Regions from separate parts of the Homo sapiens genome. Here region 1 is linked to region 2. The links are chromatin loops, found by intact Hi-C in ENCODE. Cell type or tissue: HCT116. All regions are shown on one strand. Each heading gives the region's core, and the rest is flanking DNA. Links, peaks and the distances in the headings are about the cores only.

Region 1 (15,459 bases), core at 4,362-12,361, 56 kb before region 2:
GAAACCTACCCCATCATTGCAGTCAAGGTCACAGGCACCGGCACAGGGCGGGCTGGGCAAGGAGCCTTTAATCTGGGAGTTCAGGCTGAGGAAACTACACGCTTGAAGCCGGAGTACATTACTGCCCTGAATGATCTGTCGGCTTCTATTAGGCTAAATATCTCTGTATAATGGGGAATTATCCTCTGAAGAGGCAAACTGCCGGCCTCTCCAGGGAGGGGGCGGTGGGAACCTCGCATCGTGAGGGCTCTCCCACGGTGGGGAGGGGGGAGCAGGACCGACTCAGAAAGCCAACCCCGTCCCACACCCCCACCCTGGAGAGTCACAGCCAGCAGCTGCTTTGATGTTTGTGGCGGGTGCCCGCCTCCCTTCCCTCCACCCCGGACTCTCCTCTTACTCCCTCCATAAGAGCCTGGAATGATGCCAGACCTGGGTGGAGGCCTGACAAGGCCACTGGTCAGCCAGGTGACCCCGGGCAAGTCCCTGAGCCTCTTGGAATCTCCGTCTTCCTGTCTCTTAGATGGAGCTAATAATACCCGCCCGAAGGCTGGCTGTGCCGGGGGTGAGCGCGAAGCTGGCATGGAGCCCAGCACAGAGTGGACAGCCTGCTCTGCCCACCGCGGAGGGCCCCCCTATCCTCCTCATCCTCACTGGCTCACCCAGGGCACCACCACCTCCTCCAGGAAACCCTCCCTGCCCCCTATCTCTGGGTGTCTCACACCCTGGGCACCTACAGCCAGAACCCCACCTCCGGGCCCTCCGTTTCCAGTGGCTGAGTAGGAGCTTCAGTTTTAGGAGACTCCCCTGAGCAGAACCGACCCCTCTTCATCTTCCCAACCCCCACCCACACACTCAGGACTGGGTACCGGGGCCTGCCCCAATTTGCAGGCTTAGAGTCAGGGGTTAGGGTGGCACCACAGGCATGGGCGGGGCCCACAGATGGGTGACACTCATGGGAAGGTGGTCAGCACCAGGGCAGCCGGGCCAGGAAGCCAGAAATCCCAGGACAGGGGTCTGCGAGAGCAGGGTAATAGCTGGACCATCAGCAGGACTGGCTAAGGCACAAGGCAGGGCTTGGGGCCAGGTCAGAGGAGCAGAGAGGAGGGCAGGAGCTTAAGGCTGCCGTGAGCTGTGATCATGCCACTGCACTCCAGCCTGGGCAATAGAGCCGGGGCTCAGTGCCAGGTTCCTGGTGCAGGGCTGTGTAGGGGCTGGAGCAGCTCAGGCCAGGAAAGGTCTTCGGGGTCAGGCGGGGGCAGAACTGACCTGTACGTGTGTCAGATGATGGTGGCAGGGTGGGGATCAGGGCACAAGGTGACAAGGTTCTGCAGACCCCAGGCTCTGTTCTCAGGGCTCCTATGCCACCCTCAACCTGTAGTAAATCCCTGGAATGGTTCAAAACCCCTTGCTGCAGATGCAGCCACTGCTGTTGCAGGGCCTGCGGGTGGGGACAATTCCAGGGTAAGACGCCTAGAGCCCAGTAGGACACACAGAAAGGAGGCCAACTCCAGGACAGGTCAGAGGCATGCTGTGTTACCCACTCCCCTCAGTAGGCCCAAAGGTCCAGCCCAGAGTTCCCACAGCCTGGGGGAGCTGCCAGTTCACTCATTCATTCACTCATTCATTCACTCATTCATTCAGCAAATGCCCTCTAATGCTTTCTGTGAATTAAGGGTACAAACACCCTGAGCAGGGTGTGGGGTGGAGCACAGGAAGGTGAGAGATGACAACTCGGGTGCTGTGTGAAAGCGGGAGCCTGAGGGGCTGTGGAAACAGGGTAGTGGGCATCTGATCCAGGGCTGCGGTTTGGGAAAGGCTTCCGGGATGAAAGGATCTTTGAAGGGGTATTAAAGGAAAACGAGTTGGGCTTGGAAGCAGTGGGGAAGGGCACCGCAGACTGCACCAGTGACAAGGCCCAGTGTCTGGAGAGGGAGAAAGCCCCCTCCTTCAGGCAGGGCCTAGTAGGCACCAAGAGGGATGGAGCTCTCATCCTAGGAGCCAGCAGGAGCTTGAAGTTCTAAGTGGGGAGTACCCAGAGTCTGGATTCGTGCTTCAGAAAGATCATTGCAGCCGCCACCTGGGGGAGGATGGATTTCAGGCAGGCGGAAGGACAGGAGGAAGTGAGTTAGGAATGAGGCAGTGGCCAGGGGAGAGGTGGGGTACAGCAATATAGAGGAGGGCGGATGAGGGAGGGTTCTGGGAGGCAGAAACTGCAAAGTGAGGACGGCAGTTACAATCCACAGTGCCAGCGTCCCACTGAGCATCCCCCACGCCTTCTGTCCAAACAGCATCTTTAACTCTGTAAAAAATCCATTAGTTACTTTGATCTGCACAACACTCAGGTGAGGCAGCCAGGCCAGGAATTCACTGCTTACTTAGTTCATTAATTCAACAAGCATGTGTTGAGTGCCTACTACGTTCCAGGCACCATTCTGGCCCACCCAACAGAAGGAAAAACTAAGACTCACAGACGCTGCCCAAGTTCTACAGGAGTGACCAGGACCTACTACTGGTTTGGGAACCCCGATGCCCCGTGTAGTTGGGGAAGGGGCGGGGTCACACACCAGGCAGGAGCTGTGGAAAGGGAATGCCTGACAGTGGGGCTGGCTCATGGTCCTCCGGGGCAGGGATGAGCCTCAGTCTGGAGGAGAAGCACCTCTTCCTCCAAGGCGGGAATGGGAAACCAGAGAGACATAGTGGGGTGGAAGGAGGCACAGTCGCTGGGAGAGGCTGACCTTCATGGGCTGGAGGCTGGAAAGGGTGAGGGGACAGAGATCAGGAATGGCAGGGCCATTAGGCCCAGCGGACTGTGGGCAGGGCCAGAGGGTGAGAAGGGTCGGGTGGGCACAGCAGGAGGATCGGGAGCAGGGCTGCCTTTTTGAAAGTGCCTGCAGTGAGAGGGGAGACGTGCAGGCAGAGTCCCTGAGTCCCTGCGGACAAGAGCAGGCCCCTGGACTGCCCTAGTGGGTGCCCCGTGCAGTGGCCTTAGGCTGCTCTGTGCTCAATAGGAGGCTACGGAGCCGAGAGAAGGAAGACCTTCCTCAGAGGTGGCTCCTAAGGGTCCAGGGATGTGTCAGGAAAGGCCAAGGGCAGCCTGACTGCCTCCTGAGCTCACTCACGCTGCCACGACAGGAGCTGCTGGTCAACTCCTCCTCTCCATTTCCCCCAAGTCCAGCCCTATCTACCCCCAACATTAGCATTCGCTGCTGAGGACCTTGGTAGTCCCCTCGTTTCCCTGGGCCCCACTCTCTTCATTAGCAAACTGGGGTGGCTCCAACCTCACCGATGGTCAGGAAAGCACGAGCCCAGACCCTGCACACAGTAAGTGCATACTAACCGTCATCCCTACACACAGTAAATACATACTAACCATCATCCCCCGCACACAGTAAGTGCATACTAACCATCATCAGCACACAATAAGCACATACTAACCATCATCCCCACACACAGTAAGTGCATACAAACCATCCCCACATAGTAAACACATACTAACCACCACCTGCACACAGTAAGCACATACTAACCATCATCTCCACACACAATAAGCACATACTATTATCCCCACACACAGTAAGTGCATACTAACCATCCCTGCACACAGTAAAGCACATACTAACCATCCCCGCACACAGTAAACACATACTAACCATCATCTGCACAAACTAAACACATACTAACCATCATCTGCATACAGTAAGCACATACTAACCATCATCTGCACACAGTAAGCACATACTAACCATCATTCCCACACACAATAAGCACATACTAACCATCACCTGCACACAGTAAGCACATACTAACCATCATTCCCCCCCTCTACCTCCCTGGTGGCAGGGCCCCTTACAGCCCAGTCCTCAGCATCCCCAGTGTCTCAAACACACTAAGTGCTCAATTAACTTTATGGGCTAAGTTTACCTGCTAACCAGCTGTTAGCAATGTGATCAGGTCAGAATTCTGCCCATTGGACCCAGTAGGGAAGGGGCTGAGAGGAAGGAGGACTTGACAGATGCCTCAGGGTGCAAGGAAGGAGTCAGCAGAGGCCAAAGTAACAGGGATGGTAGAGGCCCTGCTGTCACCACACACGTTAGCATTCTCAGGGTTTCAGGAGGTGGCTGGGGAACCAGCAGAGGGGAGGGCTGAGGGCAGGGCACTCCCAGGTAGAGGGTCCCTTGGCAGATTGGCCTCCTGCCCATCAAACCTGCTCCCGGCCTCCTCAGGGCACCTTCAGCCCTGAGAGCTCCTCCCCCCAACACACCTCTCCCTACCTTGGAATCTATCCCACTGTCTACCAAGCTCTCCCCTAATAAGAGCATTGCAGAGAAACTGAAAAAAGTCAAAAGAAGTTGCCTACTCTGGGAGAAGGGGCAGAGCTGGGAAGATTTCACAGAGGTGGCAGCTTTTCAACTGTGTGGGCCTCACCTAGCCCCTCTGTGAAATGGGATTTCTCTACTATGATGACAACAACTCTTACTACTACCACTACTAATAGTTAAAGCGTTTCGGGCACATACCCTGTGCCAGGCTCTGTGTGAGTACTCAGACAAATGGAGGCAGAGCTGAAGCCAAACCTGACCCTCCTAACTCTTAGTTTGGCTGGACTGGCTGGTGGAGGAGGTGACTGGGGCCCGAGCCTTGGGCCAGCTGCAGGCGGGGTGGTAGGTGGGGTCGGTGTTACCAGTGGTCAAAGTCTCCGAGTTGTATTACTCCAAGTGTTTTTCACATCACTGCAAGTAGCTGCTCCTGCTAAACCTGGGTGAGCAGGGGCGGGTAGGGGAGGGAATCTTCCAGAACCAAGCCAGAGCCAGCAAGGTCAGGGGTTGCAGATGGCTGCAGCAGCTCAGCTTGGTCCCCTCACAGTGTTAAAAACACTGGTGCTATGTGCGGCCTGCTACCCGCAGCCTCTCCCTTCCTGTCTTCCACAGGACAACCTCACCCACGGACCAGGCTTCAGCTCTTGGTCTAAACAGGCAGGAGTGGGTGGGAGGCCAGCATCACCATGGAAGAGGGACCAGGGGCAGGAGGAAAGCGGCAGTGTCCCCTGCTATGTGCACTCCTACACTGAAACCACACACTGTGGGATAGGTGTTCTTATTCCCACTTGACAAATGAAGAAACTGAGGCTCTGAGGCATATGTCCCTTGCCCAAGGTCAGGGGAAATGACAGAGCTGGGATGCACACTTAGCACTGTCTGGTTCTAAAGGACAAGGAGATGCCAAAGGCTGAAAGGTGAATGACACAGGAATTGGGTGCATCTCAAACATAACCAACAGGCCTGGGGGGTCTTTTTGGGGGAACCCTTCCTGGCTCTCCTCTCAGTGGCTGCAGGTCATCCCAAGCCCAGGGCCAAGGTGGTCTGGCAGCCTGAGGAGATGAGGAGAAAAGAGGCAAAGGAGAGTGAGAGAGGTCTCTTCTTTGGCTTCCAGCAGCTCTATACCCACCAAATTCCTGCCCCAAAGCATCCCACCTCCCTGGCGGGGTGGGAACCCCGGAGGCCCCAAGTTGATCAAGAGGCCTGAGAAGGCTTGTGATATAGTTTGGGTGTCTGTCGCCTCCAAATAGCATGCTGAAATGTGACCTCCTGTGTTGGAGGTGGGGCCTGGTGGAAGATGTTTGGGTCATAGGGGCAGATCATTTATGAATGGCTTGGTGCCCTTCTCGCCCTCTAACGAGTAACAAGTTCTCACTCTATTAGTTCCCATGAGAACTGATTGTTAAAAAGAGCCTGGCACCTCCCTCCACCCATGGCTCCCTCACTTCCTTTCTCTTGTCATGCGATGCCAGCTCCCCTTTGCTCTCTGGCACGAGTGGAAGCTCCCTGAGGCCCCCTCCCCTGATGCAGATGCCAGCACCATGCTTGTACGGCCTGCAGAACCATGACCCAAACATACTCCTTTTCTTTATAAATTACTCAGCCTCAGGTATTCCTTTAGAGTAACACACAAACGGACTAAGAGAGCTTGCATGGGGCCAGGAGTTTGGGGGTGTGGTTTAAGAGAGATGAAGGCCCAGCTGAGAGCTAGGACCCAAGCCACCTGGGGGCTGAGGCTAGTAGAGGGTGTCAGGGAGGCCCAAGAGAACAGGTGTCACAGATGGTGCCTGAAGGCCCACACTAGAGCTTCATTCCTTTGGGTGCTCCAAGGTGTTTAGTTCCCCCAAGGCTTTTGCACCTGGGAGAGGCAACAACTAGGAATATTGGCAGTGGATGGTAGGGCTGTGGGGCTCTACCCCATCCTCCACTAACACACTGTTTCTTGGCTCAAGTGTCTTGCCCTCTCTGGTTCCTAGTCATCCTGTCTGCAACATGAAGTGTCCAGGCCTACAGGCTGGGGGACACCTGCATCAGGCGGGTGGAAAGGCTCCAGACAAGCTGCCTCTCCCCATGCCAAGGGGAAGTGCTGACCCTGTTACAGCACCTGCCATTCCTGAGGGATCATGTGCCTGGGGTCAGGTATCACAGATGACCCCACCCTCCACCCCAGGGGCCTGGGGAGGAGGCTTTGCCTCCTTCAGTTGGTGTTCCCATTTGGAAAGCCTCAACAAAACACAGGCTGCATGCTCAGCACAACATGCCATGGCCTTCCTGCACCCTCTCAATGAGACCGTGATGCAGGTATCAGTATTCTAATTCTCTAGGTAAGGAAACTGAGGCTCAGACCAAAGTGGCCAGAAAGAGTTGCAGACCGGCCCCATGGTGGTGGTTTGGTTCAGCACCCCGGACAGCTGCCTTCCTGACTACCTGACTACCTCCAGTCTGCCTGGGCTACACACACACACACCAATGGCTAAGCTTGCTCTTCCCAATCCCTGATCCTATCTAAACTCCACCCAGCTTTTCCCAGCAGCTTCAGCGGCATGGCTGTGTTCTGTGCCATACAGCACTGAGACTTCAACAATGCAGCTCTTGCTCCCTAATACTTCTTCTGACTTAAATCTCATTCTCCCAGCAGCTCCTGGAGGGCAGGCAACAGTCTCTTTCCTTCTTTCTGTGACACAGTCCGGCCACACAGAGGGGACTGGAGAGAACCCACTGGCTTTGGACCAGGCAGATGTGAATGAGAACTGAGCTGGGAACTGCTGAGCACATTGCTTTGCCTTACTGAGCTTCAGATCCCCCAGCTGTGAAGCAAACTGCTCTGTCCATCTCGCAGGCTCGCAGATAAGCCACGGCAAGGGGCTACTCCTTCTTCATGTCAGCAGGGGCCTCCTTCCAACTCTCCCTGAGTCCCTTCCTCCTGGAACTTCACTTAAATTCTGGACCAGTTCCCCCATGAAATTTTCCAAATGACTCACAAATGGGGGGATTCTTGTAACTGAGAAATGTCAGGAAGGCCCAAGAGAACAGCTGGTATAGTGCCTAGAGTCCCACTCTTAGAACGTGATTGTTTCGTGTCCTCGTGGGTTTTCAGTTCCTACGAGGGTTTTGAGCCAGGAGGAGGGAACACCTAGGAATATTGGCAGTGGGAGGTAGGGTTCTGGGCCCCTCCACTACTAACACACTTTGTGTCTTGGAACAAGTGTCTTTCCCTTCTCTGAACCTCATCTGCAACATAAGGTGTCCAGGCCTACAGCAGGAGGGGTGGCAATCTTCCCACCACTTCCTGGAAGCAAAGGAAGAAATGCTTGTGGGGTGATGTCAGGGATGCTGGGAAGGACCCTCCAGAGCTCCAAAATCCAGGACCACAATGCTCAAAATGCCTCCAATGGGGCTGACACATTCCTTTAATCTCTAACAGAGAAGCCCGATCCTTGGGGTTTATGGGACCCTACAGACAGGCTATGCCCAGTCCCCAGCTGCTGGTGACAGGACCTGCCTGCATGCCTCAGACCTTGCAGGAAGGTCTCCTTGTCCATCCTCAGGCCTAGTTGGCCTTCCTAGGAAGTTTTGGCTTAAGTAAGGCTGAACTCACAGTCCCCAGTCTAGGCAGAAAGAGGAAGAAGATTCTATGGGGGACCCATAGGAAGAGAGCTCTGCCAAAGGTCCCTCTACCCCAGGGAGAAATGCTGAGGGACCCTGAAAAGGAATAAAGGGACAAGGAGTTTGAGTCCGGGCTCTCCCACTTAACTAGCTGTGACCTCAGAAAGACACTTTATCTTTTGAGTTCCAGTTTCCTCATCATCCTGTAAGATGAGGGCAATAATACCCACCATCAGTCCACAGGGTGCCTCACACATGGCAAGTTCTGAAGGATCTGCAGAAGCTACGACCATTCAAGCTTCTGCTCATCAGGGCTCAGAGAGGTGGCATCAGTCTTGAGCACTTGACTAACAGGCCCCATGGGAGAGACAAGCAGAGAGCTCAGAGGGAGTGTGGATGAGGCAGGGCCTCCAATCTGCCCCTGAGGCTACACATAGAGCACTATGCTGAGCTCCAACCATGGCCACACATTAAGCCCCGACGCTGGTCACATACTGAACCCCGACCCTGATCACAGATTGAACCCCAACCCTGGCCACACACTGAATCCCGACCCTGGTCAGACACTGAGTCCCGACTCTGGTCAGACACTGAGCTCTGACCCTGGTCACAGACTGAGTCCTGACACTGATCACACGCTGAGCCCCAACCCTGGCCACACACTGAGCCCCAACCCTGGTCACACACTGAGCTCTGACCCTGGTCAGACACTGAACCCCGACCCTGGTCACAAGCTGAGCTCTGACCCTGGCCACACACTGGGCCCTGACCCTGGTCAGACACTGAGCCCCGAGCCTAGTCACAGACTGGGCTCGGACCCTGGTCATACCCTGAGCCCCGACCCTGGTCACACACTCTAACCCTTGACACATTAAGCAATGGTCACACAGTGCAAGCCCTAACACCAGTCATAGACTGTGTTCTGACCCTGCATACATACTGAGCCCTGACTGTGCACACACTGAGCCCTGGTCCCACCCTGAACCCTGTCTCTGGCCCCACAGTGTAAATCCTGACCCTGGTTGCACATAGCCCTGACAGTCACCAGCCACCATGCCCAGTTTGCACCAGAGACCAGTGTCATGGTCTAGGCCCTAGGGAGGGTGGCCAGGCTCCCATCTCCTTGTGGAGAAGTTGCTGGGTTAATCTTCTGTCATATAAGCCGGCTCATCCCTGGCAGGGGCACGGGGAACCTGTGGGCCCATCCTTCTTGTTCCCAGTCCACACCCTCCCCACACCTTCCCTCATGCCACTGGCCTCTGCCTGAAGATACCCCCCTCCCCCTGCCATGACACACACACACACACACACACACACACACACCAGTCCACTTCCAGCACCCTGGACCTTGCTTTCCAGGTTCCCCGACCAGTTTTATTCCCTGACCACAACTCCACAACCCAAGCCCTGGAGATGCTCCTTGGCTCCCACCTCAGAAGATAGGAAGGTGGGATTCCTGGAATGCCGGAAGGAAAGGGTGCTATGCCTCACTCGTTCCCGGGGCTCACTGTCCAAGGGGAGACACTGAGGTCACTGGGAGGTGCGTGGTGGCCCCAGGGCTCCCGTCCTGGTCCAGGGCTCTTTCTACCCAGTCCTCTGGCTGCCTAGGGGTTTCCCTCCTCTCAGTGCCCCCACCGCCCAGCTGGCAGAGGAGGGCCCCTGTGGTGGGGACAGGCAAGTGCCAAGCACCCTCCCAAGACCAAGAAGGTGAGGTGGCAGGGGCTGGCAAAGCCTCGGGGAGCCACCCTGTCCTGGGCACTGCCACGCTCGGAAAGCCCTGACTTGGAGCTAATTTTTTACTTCTTCTCAGGCTGAACAACGGGATATTCTGGATCCTCTCAGGCACAATGGTGCCAAGGGGCTGAGCTGTTCCCAGGCTTGCAGGGTGGCTGAGGCCTTCTGGGCTGTGTGTCCTAGGGGAGAGTCAGCCACTGACTCCAGACACAGCCCCAGGTGAAGACCACCACGGTCACAATGGAGGTGAGGGGCCCACTGATGCCTGAAATCCCACCAGTCATTCACCCTGTGGGGCAAAGCACTGCTCTTCTCAAATGCAAGCTGAGATGGGGGCCAACAGCTCTGGGTCCCACCCTGGCTTGGAGTGCTGCCAGCTGTGTGGCCCGGGGTGGGCCGCACTTTACCTTTCTAAGCTTTGGATCCCTTGTCTGTAAGATGGGGATAATAACATATAAATCCCATTGTTGTCACAACTAAGATCCTGATATCCTCACCATCTCCCCTTGATGTCCCATAAACACCTCATCGTTCCTCGTCCCCAAACCACTCCTTCTCCAGGGCTCCTGCCTCAGCAAACATCTCCACCATCAACCCAGCTGCCCAAACCAGAAACCTCGCCTCCCTGTGATATCCCCACCCAACCCGGCACCTGTCCTGGGCCAGGCCCACCACGGCCTGCCAGACCCCCTGGAGTGGCCCACCTTACTCTTCTGTGTCCCTGTGTCCCTCTGCTCTTCATCCAGCAGCCAGGGCAGCACTGTTGAACCCTAAGTTAGATTAGGTCCCTTCCCTGCTTAAAACCCTCCAGCAACTTCCTCTTTCTCTTAGACCAAAACCCACCCACCCTCCTCACTATTGGCCTCAGGCTCTGTCTGACCCAGCCCTGACCACCTACCCAGCCCCACCTCCTCTGGTTCTCTTCCTGTTACCCCACAAGTTTCCTTCCAGCTCCTGAACACACCAAGGTTCTCCAGGACATGGAATGCTCTTCCTGCTCCTTGCACACAGCTCCTTCTTATCCATCTGATAATGGGATAAGACGCCTCCTCAGAGAAGCCCTCCCAGACTGCCCAGTCTCAGTATGCCAGAAGCCCATCCTGACCCCAAGAAGAACTGTGAGCCTCACTCGGAAAGGGGCCATGGCTGCCTTGCTCACTGTATGCCTAGCCCCTAGCACAGAGCCCAGAACATAGCAGGTCCTCAAGAAGCAGGAATCCCTGCTGAGGAGCAGACCAGAGACTCTACCCTCTCTGCTTCCCCAGCCAGATCCAGAAGCTATAGCCAGAGTCCCAGAGGAGATGCTGGCAGGAGAGACACATGGGTAGGCATGGTTCTGCCTCCGTGGGCAATGCCCATGGCTGTGGCTGTGCCAGGATGCCACACGGATTCCCTGTAGAAGACAGTACAGCTAGGGACTGAGCAGAGAAGGACCTGCAACTACTGAGACCATGCCAGCAGCTGGGTGTTCTCGAAACAAATTGCCTCAGCAGGTGGCAGGCTGCAGGCTGCAGGCAGGGATGCTGGAGGGGAACAGGATGTGCCATGTCTTCTGATGCTCCAGGAGAGAGAGAGGGAGAAGAAAGAGGGAGAAATGGTGGGGAGGAGGAGGAGAAGTCCAAATGGAAGTCTGCTCCACCCCACATTAGGCAGAGAGGAGAAAGAAAAGGGTCTCCACGGTCAAGCTCCCCTGGAAAGTAGAAGCAATGTAGGTTCACTTCCTGCTACATGCCCAATGATGGGCACCTGAGGCCTGTGGCCACAGACCCTACTCACCATGACTCTTGAAGCACAAATGATCCCAACCATTCTGCAGATGAGAAAACAGCTCAGAATGGCCACATGGCTTGCCCAAGGTGGCACCGCCAGCAAGAGATGGAGCTTAAAATCAGGTCAGAACTGGGGCACCAGGGATTTTAGCCAGACATCAAGAAAATCCCCTAAACAGGTCAGGGAAAAACCCTGGTCCCAGGAAGGGCTACGGTTCCCCAGAGGCTGCTGGGCAAAAGGACTGGACAAGTGGCTGAGGGCAGGAGGCTGAACCTATTGGCCTCCAGAGTCCCACCCAGCTGTGACGTTCTGCAACCACTGGGCAAGCTCCAGCAGCCTCCAGGAGGGCAGACTCAGGAAGAGGCTGGGCAGCCCTTGAGAACCCCTGGGGAAGGCTCTGACCATCAGGGTTTGCCAGGATGCCAGGCAGGAGCACAGGCACCAATCCAAGGTGGTTCTATTCTCTGTGGGAGGTCTTGACCTTCTAGGGCCACCAACAGAGACATGGGTGACCACGGGTCCCAGAAGAAAAGGGGCTGGAAAGGATGAGATGAGAGAAAGAAAGAGCTCTCTCCTATGGCCAAACCAGCCAGCGGGGAACCCTGTCCCACAGTTTTGACAGGCACCAGGCACCAGCTTGCCCAGAATTTCTGTCTTGCACAAGGTAATTACAGTTCTTCCTGTGTAATGAGATGGTTTTTAAAGGACATTCAAAAGAAATTTCCTATAATGAGGTGAATGGGTTTATAGTGTTAGACATCAAGGAAGCTGGTAATTGTTGGGACCCAGGCTGAGTCCTGGAGTGAAGCGACGAGTTTCCACATATAAAAGGCAAGAAGAGCAGGAGGGTGGATGGCAAGCCCTGGGAAGGAGGACAGACACTTTACCAGAAAAGTTTCTGTGACACCAGCAGCCCAGTGTGCCCTGAAGAGCAGAGTGGGGAATCGGGAGGCTGGAACCCTGTTGGGGCAGAGGAAACTGATGGAGCTGGGGCTGGTCAGGAGCAAGGGAAAACCCACAGGGGTGAAGCCACAGGGTGGAAGTCTGGGCCCAGAAGGAAAACGAAGGTACTAGGTTGAATAGTGTCCCCCCAAATTCATGTCCATCTGGAACCTCAGAATGTGACCTTATTTGGAAATAGGGTCTTTGCAGAGGTAATTAGTTACAAGGAGGTCATACTGGAATAGGGTGGGTCCTGATCCAACGACTGATGTTCTTATACAAGAAGTCAACTTGGCCGGGCGCGGTGGCTCATGCCTGTAATCCCAGCACTTTGGGACTTTGGGAGGCCAAGGCAGGCAGATCACCTGAGGTCAAGAGTTCGAGACCAGCCTGGCCAACATGGTGAAACCGTCTCCAATACAAAAATTAGCCAGATGTGGTGGTGGGCACCTGTAATCCCAGCTACTCGGGAGATTACTGGGTTCAAGGCAGAAGAATTGCTTGAACCCAGGAGGCGGAGGTTGCAGTGAGCAGAGATCGTACCACTGCACTCCACCCTGGGTGACAGAGCGAGACTGTCTCAACAAAAACAACAAAGAGGTCAACTTGGACGTAGACACACTCAGGGGAGGAGGCCACATGAAGATGGAGGCAGAGGCTGGAGTGATGCATCTTCAAGCCAAGGAATGCCAGCAACACCAGGAGCCAGAAGAGGCCAGGAATATCCTCTCCTAGAGCCCTGAGAGAGAGCACGGCCCTGCACCTTGATCTCAGACTTCCAGTCTCCAGAGCTGTGAGAGAGTAATTTCTATTGTTTTAAACCACCAGGTTTATAGTAATTTGTTACGGGAGCTCTAAAAAACTAATACAATAATTGTTCTAACAACTGCAACTATCTGGCCATGGAAAATGGCCTTAAAATGGGGTGAGCCTCCCATCTCCAGAGGTGTGCGAGCAAAGCTGGAGCATCCCCAGTGCCCCCAGTACTCTGGACAGCTCCCAAGGCAGGTTCAGTTAGTCTTCCATTTGACCTCACTGTATGCAGGGAGCCATACAGACAGGGTCATCATTCCCGTCCCACCGATTTGGAAACTGAGGCCAAGAACCTGCTCAAGAGCACAAAGTGGCCAGTCAGGGACAGCGGCAGGCCTGGAATCCCAGCATCCTGACCGCCAGTTTGGGGCTGGTTCAGGCTCACTGCCCTGGGTCTTCCTTTTGTGCCTTCTCTGTCTCTAGATTCAACTGTGGTTCAACGTCCTGGAAGGCAGAGAAAAACCCAGCCTTCCTGCACCCGGCTGTTCCAGACTGAAAGTGGCATCACTGCTGAAAGGTCTTTCCCAACTCTCTCCTGAAGCTTTCCAGTGGCGCTGCAGGCCCACTGCTTTGATGTGCCTGTCCTGATGGAGCCACAAGCTTCTCAGACATGACTTGGCTTATGGAGAAGCTACACTAGCTGGCAGTCCCTTGATGAGCACCTACGGTGTACAAGGCCCTGGTACAGTGAAGGGCAGGGGTAAACACAGGGAAGGTGGGAGCCAACATATCAGGGACTGAGTCCGTGCATATCAGACCACCCAGTGAGACCCCACACGGTGTCCCCAGACCTAGTTTGGCTTCTGACTGGGCATCCCAGACCCTCCTCAGGAGGATGGAAAGAGATGGCAAAAGGGTGGGTCTGAGAAGGGCACAGGGGAGTTGGAGCAGAGAAGAGGAGTCCCCGTGGAGGAGGAAGGGAGAAGAGAGGGTGGCCGAGGGAAGCTGCAGCTCCTATGGCTTCTCCTGCTCCTTCCAGGCCTCTGGAACCCCAGGGGGGCAGGGGCTGCCGTGGGCTGTCCCTCACCCCCACCAACACCCGGCACTCAGCTCCACCCTTCACGTGTCTGCCTGCATTGCTGGAGAACTTCATGGAGGCCCCTCAGCTCCGACACCAAATGAAGCAGGAGCATGGCCAAGCTTGCCAGCCCAGGCGGCCCAGCTCTAAATGCTGGTTAATTGGCGCTGAGCGGCAGAGGGACGTGAGGAATGGGCTTTGAAGTCACCTGGTGGGACTTGTCCAGCAGGAACAATGGGCCACCCAGCTGGTAGAGAGTCTCGGCTCCTAATTAAGAACCGCTTTGAACATAGAGACATCAGATTAATGAGGTTTACAGAGCTCAGTTTCACGGTGTGGCAGGCTGCCTCTGTTCTCTGATCGCAGTTTGATGCCAAAACCTTGTTCTCTAAATCAAAGGTTCTCCAGAAACTCCGTTTTCTGACATGCCTTGGATTTCTGCTGGGCGTCTCTGCCAGGGAGCTAAAAGCCTTCACCTCCATTCCTTCACTTTGCCGCGGTGCTGGCTTTTGTTTCGCTGAAGAAGACTTCACAGAGCTGGAACACCTCACACAGCCCACCTGCGAGGGAGGACGGGGCGGCTGGGGTAGCCCCATTTAGCAGAGCATGCTTGCTCAAGGTCACACAGCAAGCTGGCCAACCGTGCCGGGCCGCCAGGCCCCCAGATTGCAGGGCCTCTCTGCTCTTGGCAGCTTTGATGGTGCCAGGCCATGGAGGATCCACTGGCCAATTTCCCGCTGTTGGCATCTGTTCACAGGCCTCAGGGGCCTCTGGTTCACCATTCTTGGGAGAAGATTGAGACGTCTGCAGGAGGCAGCCCGCACGGCCTTGCTTTCTGCCTCTTCTGTTCCAGTGGGGCACCTTCTTCCCCAGCCCCCTCTCTGAGCCTTTGCTCACCCAGAGCCCTCCCTTCTTCCCCTCCAGAATGTCCCCTCTCTGATCCATTTCATTAAACTCGCACCTCCCTTCAAAACCCAGCTCAACCCTTGCTCCTCCTTTGCCACCACAGTCCCTGGATCTTTCTCTTCTTCCCCAAGAATTTCAGCCCCAAATCCCTGTTTCCTTGAACAATTGCTTCTTGCCCTATGTTCCACTGTTTAACATTACTATATTTGCTTATTATTTTGTCCTGTCTCCCCTATGAGACTGTGGCTTAAAGAGAGGCATGGTGCCTGTGTCACCTCTGTGTCCCCGACATTGAAGACTGGCCGATAACGAAGATTCCATCCTCCTTTGACACTCTGGGGGCCACAGGGAGAG
Region 2 (15,459 bases), core at 2,654-10,653:
TAGGGGGAGGGAAGTAGGGTGCAGCTGAGAGAGAGAGTTTATTTGGATTGCTGTTTCTGGGCACTGCCAAGGACTGTCAGCATGGGGCCGCTTGCTCACTCAGTCTGGTGGAGGAGGGTCAGCCTCAGCCATCAGGGAACCAACAGCCAAAGACACAAAGCCATATTGAGAACACGGTCTGAGGGAGGAGAGGGCTGGAGGCACACACACACCAAGTGTGCACACACAAACACACACACGATGTTTATCTAAACAACGTATGGCAGAGCCTTACAGGCGTGAAGTTTGCAACACAGAAAGTGCCCTCCTGGGCATTGCCACTCACCCAAAGAGGCAGGGAACCCCTTATGCACCCATTTAACAGAGGAAAAAAGTGAGGCTCAGCTTCTGGATCCTTCCCACTTCCAGTGAGTGAGAAGCTACTGCCCAGTCTCTTCCTTCTCCAAACCTTGCCAGGTGCCTGTCTTCATGACAGAGAAGACAAAGAAGGCATTTGCTGTGGAAAAGCAGGAAACAGGCCCAGAGCTGGGAGAGAGAGTGGGAGCAGGGATGGGGGAAAGGAAGAGCAGAAAGGCAAGGGGGAAGGAAAGGGGGAAAAGGGAAAAGGAGGAAGGGAAAGAGTGGGGCAGAAGGGAGAGGGAGGGAGCAGGAGCAAGAGGATGGAAAAGAGGGAAGAAGGGAAGGAAAAGAGGAAAGGAGGAAGGGAGGGAGTGAGGGGGGAAGGGGATGGCAAGAAGTGTGGAGGGAAGGGAGGGAGGGGAGAAGGAAGGAAGGGAGGAAGGGAAGAGTGGAAGGGAGGGAAGGAAGACAGATTCCCCCATTCTTGAGAAGCAGATCTTGGCAGGGCCCTGTGCTGGCCCAGCCACCGTCCGCTTCTGAATAATTTCTCCGGCAGAAACTCCATAATTATGGATAATAACAATCACTCTGATTTGCATGTATTGAGCACCTTTCAGCCCAAGTTCTCCAAGTGCTTTGCCAACATTAATTAATTCATTAGGCACACCCGCCTCCCAGGGACAGGGCGACAGGACGCTCCACCCAACTCAGCACAGCTGCCTCTGGAGTGCGCAGTGGGTGGCAGTCCCAGCCTAGGCTGTGCTGGGGGTTCTGGGGGTGGGGCTCTGAGAAGGAAGAGCCTGCAGAGTGGCCCCTCCAGCCCTAGGCCCTGCCTCTGGCAACCTCCTCAGAAGTCAGGGCTGCCCTTTGTGCCCCACAGTGCAGCGTCCTTGGCCTGGCCTATCAGAGGGCCACGGTGAGGGTAGGTCCGGTAGGCAGAAGATGGCCTAGCCCAGCTCTGCCCTCAGTCACTGAGGACCCTGGGAAATTCACAGGCTTCCACGAAACTCAATGTCTTTGCCTATAAGATGGGGCCTGGTGGTCTCCAGCTCCCAACGCTGTTGTGAAGCTTGAGGCAGGCCATGCAGGTAAGACACTTTTTGACTTATCTGGGGGCTGTGCACACAAAAGGTATGGCCTCTCCCTCTGCCAGCCACGTCTGTAGGGAAGGAGACCAAGCCACAGATGGATGCACAACTCCCTTGAGGCCAAGGCCCTCCTACTAGGACCAGACTGGAGCACAGCCAGGTCCCCACTCAGTTCGCTTCAGGAGCACAGCAACACCCCTCCCTCCAAAAGGCTCTTGGTACTCTGCTCCTGCCCATCCCAGGCCTGGCCCCATGCTGGCCTAGGGGAAGGGAGGTGACCCCAGGGATCTGATGGGGAAGGAGGAAGCTCCCCAGGCCAGGCACAGAGTCTTACTCAAAAGAGGGAACTCTGGGGTCAACAGGCTCCAGCCCCAAAGCAAGCTAAATATGAAGTCCTCTCTTCCAGGCCCTCATGGTAGAAATGAGGAAACTGAAGCATGGAGGGGAAGCAGCACAGGCTTTGGCGTCAGACCTGGAATTGAATCCTAGGACCAACATTGATTTGTGCTGTCACGCTGAGCAGGCCACTACCTCCCTGACCCCGCATTTCTTTATCTGTAAAATGAAATAATACACTGGGATAATGTGTGTAGGGTGGCAGGCACAGTGCTGCCTGCACTGTAGGGGCTTAGGAAATAGAGTTGCTATCATTGTTTATGTTACAGTTATACCTTCTGGTTAACACCTTCCCAAGGTCACAAGGAAAACTCCATAACCGGACCCCCACCTGCATTTCAGATATTTCCTGGGCACCTACTATGTGCTGGGCATTCTGCAGCCACCTCTCCAGCTCTGTGCCTTTGTCAGTGGCCCCACCCCACCTGGCTGCCTCCCTGTCTCCCCCACACTCCCACCTCCTTCCCGATGCCACACATCTGCCCTTGATGTTTCCTCCTTCCTCCCGCCAGCAAAGCTAAATTCCCCTTCAATCTTCCAAAGGCTGATCCAGCCCAATGTGGTTTAACATTTAACTGCTCCAAAGTTCTTCCTCATCCTGACTCCTCGGTGGGAGCAGGGTCTCCTCCCCATCCTGTCTGGACAGTGTGGCTCAGCAAAGGCTTGCTGGTGGGAAGTAGGGGGGTGGCAGGGTGTTGAGGCCAGGCTAAGGCAGGGCTGGAGAGGCTAGAGAGCCTCAGCAACAGGGAGGGCATGGGCCCAGGTACACGCAGAAGGGCCAGGCAGGCCCAGGCTAGACCCTGCCCCATCCAGCCCACTTTCTTCACTGCAGGGTCCTGATCTCTGCATCCCTCCTCCTGTGATCGCAGCAACTGACCCATCACATGTGGACAATGCTTTACAGTTATGGAGCCCATAACTCTCATTAAGGTCCACAAGGAAGACTGGGCCCAAAAAAGCTCGGACATTTTGACACCCACAGTCAAAAACATGTCCACACACAGAGGAATGACACAATCAAGCATGCATTCTCAGACATACACACAACACACACAATGACACACACTCACAAATGTGTTTATACATGGTTTCACAATACACTGACATACAATGACAGACAGACAGACACACACACACACACACACACACACACACACACATTCCTGCACACAAGGTACCATAAACATACACATACATACCATCAAGGGAGGGCCAAGCCGGGGCTGGGAGCCCAGGCTCAGCAGCCCTGGTTGGTGAGGAAGTGAACGTGACCATTTTCCCGCATCTGGCGTCTAACTGTCTGGCTTTCAATTACTTCTGCACATTTTCATCGCAGTGTTAAGAACATCAACATGCTAACTTGAAAGACAATTGCAAAGGTGTCACTTTAGGAGAACGTGCTCAGGGGAATGACCCTGAACCACCATGCCACCCACTCTGCCTCCCTAGAGGGCACTGAATGTCCCCACGTATATACACCCTGATACTCCACCGCCCCCCAATGCCAACGTGCACCACCTCGCACACAGACTCATCCATGTTCACACACTCATCCCTCAGGGACACCTTGGAGCTCAGCCTTGGGGAGGGGCCCCCACCTCTGCTGTGCAGGTTTCCCCACCCATACCTTCAGCCCCTACAGTCTGGGAGAGGCAGAGGGGCAATAGGAAATGAAGCCCAAGCCTGGGAAGGATCCCACAGTCTTTGGGCAAGGTTAGATGCTGGAGGCCCTACTGCCCCACTCCTTGGCCAAGCCACCCTGCCTTCCCCTCCCCACCAGTGTCAGTGTCCCTGATTCAAGGGCCACCTCCTCTAGGAGGCCTCTCTGGCTCCTCAGGGATCATCTTGGTTTGACATTTGAGACTTTGATATCTTTGAGATGGGTTTTCTTGGGCAGTCTGCCGCAGGGGCCCAGGCTCTGGTCTGACAGGACAGAGAATCTGAGCCCCCAGAACAAGAGTGGCCAAGGCTGGGCTTGTCAGGCACTGACCATGCACAGGGTTTGACTCCAGCATCATATGGGGGGTGGTCCACTCAGCCACAGAAATACTGAGGTGGCTGTGGGAACACCACAGAGGTGGAGGCTGGGCCCCCACAGGCTCACAGGGATTCCTTTCCATTTTCCTGCCTCAGTTCCTTCATTGGTCGATGGGGATACTGTGAAGACCAAGTCAAGGTGTCTTTTAATCTAAAAATATTAATACCACGTAGATGTCATGGTCTCATGGTATTTTCCTTGCAGGGTTCTATTCCCTCCATGGACCGTGAGCCAGAAAGATGTCATTTCAAGTCCCCAGATAAGAGGAGACTGGGTGCGGGGACAGGGCAAAGAGAGCCAGCAGGGGCAGGGAGTTGTCCTAAGGGACAGATGGAAGAGGAGGAGGAGAAAGCAAGGCACCATAGGCCTCCTAGCTTAAGCAAGGGCTGGCTGGAATGCCCCAGAACAGGGGCTCAGTCCCCAGCCCTGGCCCAGGCGCCAGGCATAGGCCCCCCATAAGGAGCCCAACCTCCGGCTCATTAGCCCAGACCTGCTCGTTAATCACCGTGGGCCGCCTTTCCCTGCCTCGGCTGTGTCAGGCCATAATAATATATGAAGAACACTCATTTATTCACCAACTTCCCACTCAGGAAAAATATATGACACTGTAGGAATGGATTTATCCTGACACCCAGCTTTCAGCAAAGTGAGGCTAATTTAAACATTTAAGTCAACAGCTCGCCCCTCCCTCGCCTCCCAATTTTTGTTTTAATGGTGGGAAGGTGAAGGATGGGAGGGAGGTTGAAAATGTGCAAGCCTGCATGGTTCGAGGGTTAGAGGCAAAGGAAAGGAAAAGGGGTCTTAGCCAGGCTCCCCTCTGGTCTCTCTCCCACCATGCATCTGGGCCTGTCTCTGAAATAAAATCAATGCAACAAGTAGGTACAGAAGAAAGAGCACTGGACTGGAGGTTGAGAGTCCGGCTTCACCCCTCACTGACTGTGCACCCCAAGGCGGGCGCTCCCCATCTGCAGGCCTCCGTTTCCTTTCCAGCTTCCAAAGCCAACTCACTTGACCTTTCTTGGGTATTTCCTCTACCCTGTGGCCCATCTGCAAGCTCTGAGAGGAGAATGGCCAAGACAGCCACCCTGGAAGAGAGAGACAGCTGTACCTGGGGCAGTTCAGAGCCAGCAGGGGCAGTCAGGGTGTGCTTCATGGAGGAGGCCAGGCTTGAGTTTGGGCCAGGAGGACAGCCAAGCCTCGTATTCTTGATGAGCACATTCTCTGGAATGAGATGCCTGGACTCAAATCCCTGCTTTCCCATTTACTCTGTGACATTGGCAAGCTGCTTACCCTCTCTGTGCCTCAGTTTCCTCATCTGAAAAACAATGAGACTGCCTCCTATATGGGGGTTTTGGGGGGATCAGATGGGGCCACCATCTATGAAAAGCCCCTCACACCATGCTTGGCACAGAGGAAGAACTGTGGCAATGAGAGGATCACCATTGTCGAGGAGGGGGCGGTCAGAAGCGGGGGGAGGAAAATAGTTGGGTGAGGTCCTGAATCTCCCCAGTGCTATCCCCACTTCAGCCTGGGCCTGTCTGAGGTGTTCCAGAGTGGGGTCCACTCCACTCAGCCCATAGGGAGCCCACAAGGCCCCTAACAGAGAGAGCACCTGAGACCAAACCACCCCACCCTCCCTGAGTAAGGAGTAAAATCAGGGCTTTCTCTGAAGACCTGGAAAGCACTTAACAGCAGGGCTGGCAAGTAAGTAGCAGGCACACAGGGGATGGGCATGTGACCTACGCAGATTAAATGCCCATGTGTGTGCAGCCACCCATGCACACGCACATGCATACCCACACACTACCTTGCACATTGCTTCCCCTTCCTTCACTGGCCTCTGGCTTGAGGTTACAAGCCCCCTGTGGCCCCTCAGCACCCTTGGGCCTGAGAGTGAACTGGCATGGAGGAGCGGTGTGGACTGGAAAGCTCTGCCCAGATTGAAGGCTGGAGGGCAGCTGGGAGGGAGGCCAGGGGCCCGCAACGCCTGCTAACTCCCCAACTGCCAGAGGCAACTCGGTCCAAGTGGGCCTGAGGCAGCAAGCTGTGGGCAAGTTTCTCTCAGTTTCCCCACCTGAAAAAATGGAGCCAATTACACTGACATCACAGGGTGGCTGTCAACAGTAAGTGAGGTTGTATATCGAAGCACCAGGACCAGTGCCCAGCACACCATAGGTGCTCAGCAAGCGTCACCTTCACCTCGATGCCCCTTCCCCTAACTTCAGAAGTGCAGGGGAGCTGAAAGAAGTATTTGTCTCATGCCCAGCTGAGAAAGGAGACCACATTAGACAGTGACGCACTGGAGCCGGCGACTGGGGAGAAAGGTGCCAGTTTACATGGGGGCGTCTACCTCTCTGTAAATCTTGCTCTAATTGAGTGTCCTATTAAAACATGTTGATTGGTAATACAGCTGTTTTAATAAAAGAGTCCCTGTGTTATTTTTTAAAGTCATAAGTGAACAAACATGCTGAGCGCTCTGCCCTGGCCACGGCCGTGGGGAGCCTGGCACCTGAACCACACCTATAACCAGGGCACTACTGCTCACCTGGTGCCAGCCAGGGCCCACCCCGGAGGGAGGGGATGTGGCCCGGAAATAAACTGCCAGGTCTCAGAGCCCCACTCACCGCCTCTCACAGTGGGCCTGGGTGACGATTCTAAGGAGGCGGCTTTTTTTTCCTCCTTAAAAGACAGCGCGGCAATGACTCATGCCTGTTTCCCTGCAGCAGCCGTGTTTCTGGTTGTCATTCCACACACCTGATGACTCTCTCCTCCGTGGTGAAGGTAGCAGGGTGCCTGCCGGGGTTGGGGTAGGGAGGGGAGGGGAACATCTAACAGCCCAGGCTGAATATGGAGAGGCTCAAGGAGGTGGGAGACCAGGGGGCCTCTGGAGTGAGCCCAGCCACTAAGGGTGTCCAGGCTCCCGTCCCCCAGCCCCACCAGGCTTCAGTCCCTGTCTGCAAATGCAGGGGCTGAACCAGCAACAGGGGTTACGAACTGAGCAGCAGAATGTTTTGTTTGGCCTGCTCAGTGGTTTTTTAAAAGATTAGAATCAGTTGCCAACTTTTGCAAATTACATAGGAATCTGGATTTCTGGTTTCTCTTGGAAAAGTTGAATCTGGCCACACAGGGCCTGCATTTATTTCCACATGGGAGCAATCCGCTGGGGCTGATGGGTGGCCCTCCAGTTATCCACGGTCCTTATCAACCTGCTTTGCTCATTTCCAGCCCCTTTGCCTGGCCCCTGGGGCATCTGAGTTTGAGACCCATAGGCTAGCTGCTCACTGGGAGCCAGCCTCCAGTTCTGAGGTTCCAAATATCTAAATCTCCCCCTATGTCCTGCCTGGGGCTGGAGGAACTGGGACACAGGAGGAGGAATAAGTGAGTACATCCTGGGTGCTGGGAAAGGAGGTGAGGGTAATAGGACTCACCACTGGGCCCAAACTGGGAATATGGCCAGAAACAGAAACCACAGAAATTTGCTAAAAAGCTTTATTTTGTTGTGATTGTTAATAAGTATCTTTTTTTTTTTTTTTTTTTTTTTTTTTGGAGACAAGGTCTCACTCTGTCACCCAGGCTGGAGTGCAGTGGCATGACCTCAGCTCACTGCAACCTTTGCCTCCCAGAATCAGGTGATTCTTTCGCCTCAGCCTCCCAAGAAGCTGAGACTACAGGTGCGTGCCACCATGCCTGGCTAATTTTTTTTTTTTTTGTATTTTTAGTAGAGATGGGGTTTTGCCATGCTGCCCAAGCTGGTCTCGAACTGCTGAGCTCAAGTGATCCACCTGCCTCCCAAAGTGCTGGGATTACAGGTGTGAGCCACTGCACCTGGCCCAAGTATCCATTTTTAATTCACATCTTTCTATTAAACCAAAAATTTGCTCCAGTGCATTGGGTGGGGCAATACAGGGACCCACCACCAAATTGTGAACACAATGCAAATTGTGAGGAACAAGGCCACAGCAGCCCAGTCCACAGGCACAGGACCACTTGCAAGCAAGCAAAGGCTGTCCTCACAGTCTTGCTGATGGCGCAGAAGTTGGGACAGGCATTCTTTATTTTCATATTTGGGGACATAACAACCAGTTTAAAGGGCTGAGTTGTAATTGTTCAAATACACGTAATGGGCTAAAGGGCTTTTTTCTCCGTGACTGTGCTCCTTTGAGTTAAGATGTCTAGACTACAAATGCCATTAATCTGGTCCAAGTCAGGCACAGGACATTCCAGGTAACTCATCTCCCACCATAACTAAGTGCTCAAAGGAGAGATTCTGACAGGAGTTGCAGAAGAAAAGGCCCCAAGGGCTGGGGAGCCAAGGCAGCTTCTCAGCTTCAGGGACATGGAGTGGAGTCCCCTCACTAGGTGTCTGTAGCCTCTCTGCAAGGCTCTCCTCTCCAGGGGAATGGCATCAGAAGAGATGACCCAAAGGAGCTCATTGAGGCCCTGTCACATGCCCAGCCCCTGGAGTCTCCATCCCTGGCATATAGCCTCTTTGAGCCTCAGTATTCCCATCTGTGGAGTGGACATGAGTGATGGAGTGAGGCCGGGATGTGATGTGCAACTCCACGCCAGGCCCTGACCCTTTCTGACCCCATGTCTCCCATCTCTAAAATGGGGCTTTATGACCTCTTGGGTCTTTTGAGGCCTAGAGTTTGATGATTCGGCCCTTAATTCACCCTGGCAGGTTTGGCTGCAGCCAGAACAGCCTGAGGCTTCCTGGTACTTGAGGGTGAAAGAGAACAAGGAGAGGCAGAGGCAGCATTAAGCAGTCCTTGCTGGGGGAAGGCACAGTGGACCGAGGCGTGGGTAGAAACTGTGGCATGAGGACAGTGTGTGCAGGCCAGTCTTTCAGGCTCCTGGCTATGGTGGTCAGGTCTGGAGGGTGGGGCCATGGTACACACCAAGCACATGTGTTTGCTACGCTCAGAGACTCAAATGCAAGAGCAAAATACAGAGTCTCATAGCTCCAGAGGAGCAGGCCGTGGAGAGGCCTCCTCCAGGAAGCCTATCCTGACCACCTTCTTCCCTGGATTGAGACCAAAGACCCAATTCAATTCCTAGCCAGGCCCTCAGAGTAAGATGGAGTGAGGCCCTAAGAGGAGCAGATACCTGCCCAAGGCCACTTGGTGGCCCTGGGCAGAGCCAAGGCTCTCTGAGGAGCCCCCTAAATTCCTGGGCTTCAAGGCTAAGAGATCTGGATTAGAGAGGGAAAGCACACAGGGGTCGAGGCTTTGAACACCAGGTCTTTGGCCAAGCGGGACCACCCTCCACCCAAACTCTCAGCCTCCTATCTATCTGGTGAATACTTTTCCACTTTCAACACTCAGTCCACAGATCACCTCCTCCATGAAGCCTTCCCTGACCCACCACCCGAGAGACAAACCACTTCCTCTTTGGGACCACCCGTGCCTGCCAAGCAGCCCCCCACACCTCTTCCCTGCCCCAGGGCTTTTGCTGCAATACATACTTACAAACCTACCTCCCTACAGGGCAGGGAGCTCCCTAAGGGACTGAGGCTGATTGCCCTCTGTCACCCCAGCACCAGCTCCAGGACTGTGCCTGGCACGTAGTAGGTGCTTACCAGATGTCTGAGGAACAAATGGAAGACCAAAAATGAGGAGCCATCAGAGAACTGCCGAGAAAGGGAGGTGCCCACCCCGCCCTCGCCCGGCTGGTGGAAGATGCAGAATTAAGCACAAGTTATAATTAAGACGGGATGTTTGAAGAGAAACATAATCCCCGTTTCTGTGGGATCGGCGGGCACAACAGTAATTAACGTCTCATTAACATTCGCCTAATTAAGCAGTTTATGAAAGTGTATGGATTTACATACTGCCACGCCAGGCTTGCTCAGGCGCCTCAAAATTAACCCCTCAGGCCTGGGTGTGCCAGGAGGTAGAAGGCCAGCCTGGGGCCTGGAGAGGAGGAGGGACAGGGATATAAGTGAGAAGGGGTTGGGGATGGGGATGGCCCCCTGACTCTGGGGACCCAGTACCTCCCCCAGCCCTCACCCATCCCCTCTCCCCAGTCACTGGACCAAGTCAGTTTCTCAAAAAGGACCTTTTACAAGGAAATGAAAGGCACTGGATCCCCTCTACCACCACTGCAGGCTTTGCCCACCCCCCACTGACTGACCCTCGAATATGTCCCCATGCAGCCCCACTGCTCTGCCATTCTCCCAGGTGCCCACCCTTCCCCCATAGCTCTCCTCAGGGAACAAATCTTCCACCTGAGAGCACCTTTCTGGCTTTAGGAACTCTTACCTGCATTATCTAACTCAGCCCTCCAGCTCCCCCAGGGCTGCATCTGCATCATGCCCTTTCTATCCAGGAGGAGACAGGCTCAGAGAGGTCCAGAGCCTGCCTGAGGGTCCGGAGCTGTTAAGAGGCAGCACCCAGGGCTCTGTGATCCCAAAGCCCCTCCCACTTCCCCAGGCAGCACAAACACCCCATTGCCAGCAAAAACACAGGGCTTCTGCCATGGGAAAAGGTGGCCGCTCATCCCCCCTTCCCCTGGACACTAATTAACCACCCTCCCCCAAGTCTCCTCAACTCTCAGCCCAGACACCTCGGCTGGAGCTGAGCTTGAATCAAAGTCACCTGTGACCATGGCGGGAGGCCTCAGTTCTCCAAAGGAGAACAAAGAAAGGGGCCTTTTAGGAGGGTGTCAAGGATCAAGTAACGCATTTTCCCCCACAGCACTTTGAAGCCTTGTGCACTGTATGCATTTTAGTTATTCATTAATTATCCCACTCCTGATCCCCACTCCGTCTGCGTTCATGCCCACCATATGTGCACCTGGGATGCCTGTCATCTCTCTGCCCCTTCCAAGGGCAAATTAGGACAACTTTTCTCAGTGATAATTTAGCCATATACATCAAGAGCCTTAAAAATGCTCATCCCCAACAAGTAATAAAAAGCATAAGCCATAAAGGTGAGAAAGTTGACTTTGTTACCATTTAAATCATCCGTTCAACAAAAGACATTACAACGGGAAAAGACAAGCCACAGATGGACCAGAAGAATATACCTGCAGCATAGATAGCTGACAAAAAAACTGTTTCCAGGCTATATAAAGAATTCTGCAAATCAATAAGAAAAAGACAAATCACCCACTTTTTTTAAAAGGCAAAGAATAGGAACAGGCAACTGGCAGAAGAGGAGCGCTGAAGGGCCAGTAAACACATGAGAAGGCTTGCTGAAGCTCAGCAGAGTTCCGAGAAATGCCACAATCCTTCACTCATTAAGTTGGTGGACAGCTAAAAAGCCAGAGAGTGCCAAGCATCGCTGGAGCAACACCAACTACTCATACGTTGCTGTTGGCCATGGAAGGTGATGCAAGCACTGGGGGGAACGATTTGACCTTATCTTGTGAAGCTGAAGATACATGTATCCTACCACAGAGCAGTTCCACTCCAAGAGTCTCCCACATGCACAAGGGGAATGTCCACAATGCTCACAGCAGCCATGTTTGTAAGAATGAAAAGGAGGAATGCTGCAGATATCCACCAGCAGGAAAGGAGGTCCATGTGGATGTGCAGATGAACCACGGCAGATTGAAGGCATGCATTGCATTTACCTCCACTTCCTTCCAAAACCCCATCACAACAGTGAAGAATCTTTTCTGTGCATAAATCCACAAGGACCAAGAATGAAAGAAGAGGAAACAGCAACATGGTTTTGAAAGTTGGAGAGCAGATGGATGAACGGTGATTTGTCTGGCAGAACTGGGAAAGCAGGCCTGGCATGGTGGCTCATGCCTGTAATCCCAGCACTTTGGGAGGCCGAGGGGTGCAGATCACTTGAGGTCAGGAGTTGGAGACCAGCCTGGCCAACATGGTGAAACCCCGTCTCTACTAAAAATACAAAAATTAGCCAGCTGCGGCGGTGCACACTTGTAATCCCAGTTACTCTGGAGGCTGAGACATGAGAATCGCTTGAACCCAGGAGGTCGAGACTGCAATGAGCCGAGACCGTGCCACTGCACTCCAGCCTGGGCAACAGAGCGAGACTGTGTCTCAAAAAAAAAAAAAAACCAGAACTGTGAAAGCAGAGTCCTAAGCCCCTCTCCTATTAACTGGTAGAATCCAAGCTCAGGAACTGGTAGCACCAGGCACCCCTAGACACAGGAATGAAAGACTGCTTGGAAGTCTGTATGAGAAGCAGACAGACCCCAAGGAGCTCCTTCTCTACCTCTGCCCAGGGAAGACTGGTAGTGAGTTTTTTCCAGTGGGGAGGATCAAACTGAGGGTCTCTGGCCTGGAAGGCACCCAGCCCACCCAGCCTGGGTGGAGAGTGGGGACCCATACTGAAAACTGAAGGAGTAGTTGAGTTTGTACGCTGAATTTCAGGTCCAGATCCCAGCCTTCCTCTCCCACTCGCTCCAGAAGAATCAGAGTCCTTCTAGGAGATGCTGCCATTGGGGCTTCCCTGTGAACTGGCCCAGGAAGATCAGCCATGGGGCAGCCATGGTTGACAGGCCCACCCCTGCACAAGGGACACCAGCCTTTAGCACCCCACTCCTAAATAGAAACAACCCACTGAACATCGTCAAGCATTTGGATGTCAGCTCCACCAGCTCAGGGACTTCTGACCATTTGTTCAGGGCTAGAGAATGGAGCTGGCACATAGGTGGTACTCAATAAATGTTTGCTAAGGGAATTAACTGAGGGAATCTCTAATATGAAAGACAGAGTTCCAAACAGGGAAGCAAACAGAAACAAAAGTGCAATGTGAAAAAAACAAGTGGCTGGGTCAGCCAGGCATGGTGGCATGCACCTGTAGTCCCAGCTACTCCAGAGGCTGAGGCAGGAGGATCGCCTCAGCTTGGGAGATAGAGGCTAGAATGAGCCATGACTGCACCACTGCACTCTAGCCTGGGTAACAGAAGGAGACCCTGTCTCAAAAAAAAAAAAAAAAAAAACACACAAACAGAGAGAGAGAGAAAAGAAAAGAAATGGGCAATGCAGACAGAAGGAACTCAAAAAAAAAAAAACCTATCATTTTCCGCAAAAAAAACTCAAAATATGGTATCCATGAATAAGAACTGATTGCAATACATTTTAAAGAGAATTGATATGATTTGGCTCTGTGTTCCCACCAAAATCTCACCTCGAATTGTAATCCCCATAATCCCCACGTGTCAAAGGCAGGGCCAGGTAGAGGTAATTGGATCATGAGGATGGCTCCCCCTTCATTCTCGTGAAGTGAGTGCGTTCTCATGAGATCTGATGGTTTTATAAGCATCTGGCATTTCCCCTGCTTGCACTCACTCTGTCCTGCTGCCTTGGGAAGAAGGTTGACTTCCGCCATGATTGTAGTTTCCTGAGGCCGTCCCAGCAATGCAGAACTATGAGTCAATTAAACCTCTTTCCTTTACAAATTACCCAGTCTCAGATATTTCTTCATAGCAGTGTGAGAATGGACCAATACAAGAATATTCACCAAATAAGAAAGAAGCTTTGAAATGTAATATTGATAAAGCAGAATTTTTAAAAAAAAATCCATTGGAAGGACAGATTGATAAAATTGAGATTTCCCAGAAAGAGGAGAAGATTTTTTAAAAAAGTGTAAAGGAGGGAAAAGATAAGGGAGCCAGAGTTCCCTCCAGGAAGCACAACATCTGGTTAACTGGGGTTCCAGAAAATGAGAAGAGAAAAACACAGAGGTTAGGAAACATGAAAGGAGCAATTCAAAAACTTTTCCAGAGCAAAAAACATGGATTTCCAATTTGACCCTCATCAAGACAGAGAGCACATAGTGAATTATCAGAACACAGGGAGAAAGAGAAGGTTCTAGAAGCTTCCAGAAAATAAAAATTCCCAGTAGCTTGCAAAGAATCAAATCTCAGAGCAACTGTGATTTCTTAACACCAGCACTGTAAGCAATGACTTTAGAGAGAGGGGCTCCTTTAAAATTCTGGGGGAAAAAAGATCTCCATTCGGAATTCTACACCCAGTCAGACTGTCAGGATTCAGGAAAGAATGAAGAAGTTTCCAGATATGCAAGGTCTCAAAAATGTACCTCCCAGGCAACTTTTCTGGAAGCTATTAGAGGGTGTGCTTCACAAAATGGGAGTGTAAACCAAGAGGAAGACGTGGGGTCCAGGGAGCAAGAGGGTCAATGCAAGAGTGGTGACAGGAATCCCCAGGGTCATGGAGATGGAGATCCTGCATGTCTGCTGCACAGAGGATGTCAAAATAAACCAAATCAGAGCAGCACAGAGGCTCAGGGAGAGAATTTCTTCAAGAAGGTAACATTGGTAGAGGCTTTCATGTATTATGTTGAGAGGAGTTGTACTCAACTGGGGAAAGTTGGGAACCGAATTAGTGATTTTCAAAAAGCCTCTCTCCACCCCCACTAAAAAGACAGTCATTAACTCCAGGGAAAACCGAGTTGTGAAGAAAGGAAAAGTAATCAGAGTACATTACATAGCTCAGCCAATCAAAAATGTGGGTGAGTGGGGTGGAAGCTAAATCCTCAGCTTACACAGTAAAAGTCAATAGTTAATGCCTGAAAAAGGAAAACCAAAAAGCAGCAAATAAGCCAGTTATTTAGACGTAGGGAAGTAAACACTCAAACAATCCACAAAAATTGTTGGAAGAGGTTGCTCCAGAGGAGTAGCAAATGGCCCAGGGAAGGACAGAAGACTGTGGGTTTGTGACAAAGCAACACAGTGGCCTCCCCTCCCCTCTGTGGGGCCACCCCGGGCTCCTAAACACCTGCTTTCCTGCCCTAACCTGCAAATGTTCACTGTCCTGTGTACACCCACCCACCAGGACCCCAGCCTCCCAGCAACCCCTGCCTCCACCCCTGTGGGGTTTCCAGGGAACACCTGGGCCCCTCCCCTCCCTTCTCATAAAGGGCCAGATGCAGGGTCCCCGGGCAGACAGGAGGCCCTCAGCTTCCTCCTCCCTGATTAGCGCCTCCTGAAGGTGGGAGTCTGCCCCCGCCAGAGGCCTCCTGAACTTTTCTTTCTATTTTTCATGTAACAAATATTTTTCGAGTGCCTCCTGCGTCCCAGGCACTGGGGACAAGACTACAAAAAAGGCAGCCAGCCACAGCCTCTGTCCTCACATTAAGCAAATAAAGCAACAAATACACATTGTGAGGAGAGCCATGAAGGAAGAGAACCAGGTCTGTGACAGGGGAGCCCTGGTTTACTCACAGGGACACTGGTGGGCAGGTTGGGACAGTGACAGAGACCTGCGTGCCTGGACTTGGAGGAGGGAGGAAAGGAATATATGGGGGAGAGAGGCTTATGAGTGTCCCTACCCCCACTCTGTCCCTACCTCCCGACTCTGTCTCTCTTCCCCTCCTTTGCTCCCCGCCCCTCTCAGCAGCCAAGCCCTGGGCCTGTCAGAGGACGGCAGGAGAGAAAAATTCACGACCCAGCCCTTTAATGGAAATCGATGCCCACTCACCAGGGTAATCTACACCCTGGATTCATCCCCCACTCAGGGCAGATGAGGCACTGCAGCCTTGCGGGGCAGCAGGGGTGTGGCCACAGGTCCCCCTGCCTGGGGTTTCTCTCAGCCCACTGCAGCCCCATCACTGCAGGGCCTTCTGCCCTGTCCCCTCCATAGAACCCTGCTGTCATCCC

The links. Peaks named below come from ENCODE experiments on the same cell type or tissue, not always from the same donor. Only the 100,000 strongest peaks of a DNase experiment are listed, where the experiment ranks them.
Region 1: it touches region 2 in a loop (2.0-fold over the local background); 4 of 110 quality-filtered maps call a loop at or near these places.

Annotation. Positions count from the first base shown.
Region 1 is chr15:77,695,962-77,711,420 of GRCh38, forward strand. It overlaps a transcript of LINGO1 not described here. Among named protein-coding and RNA genes, the nearest start is that of LINGO1-AS2, 44 kb to the left of the region's middle. In HCT116, for the core only: no CTCF peak of the experiment used is centred there; no DNase peak of the experiment used is centred there; H3K27me3 peaks cover 2,600 bases.
Region 2 is chr15:77,753,538-77,768,996 of GRCh38, forward strand. It overlaps a transcript of LINGO1 not described here. Among named protein-coding and RNA genes, the nearest start is that of LINGO1-AS2, 100 kb to the left of the region's middle. In HCT116, for the core only: no CTCF peak of the experiment used is centred there; a DNase peak (open chromatin) is centred at 6,564.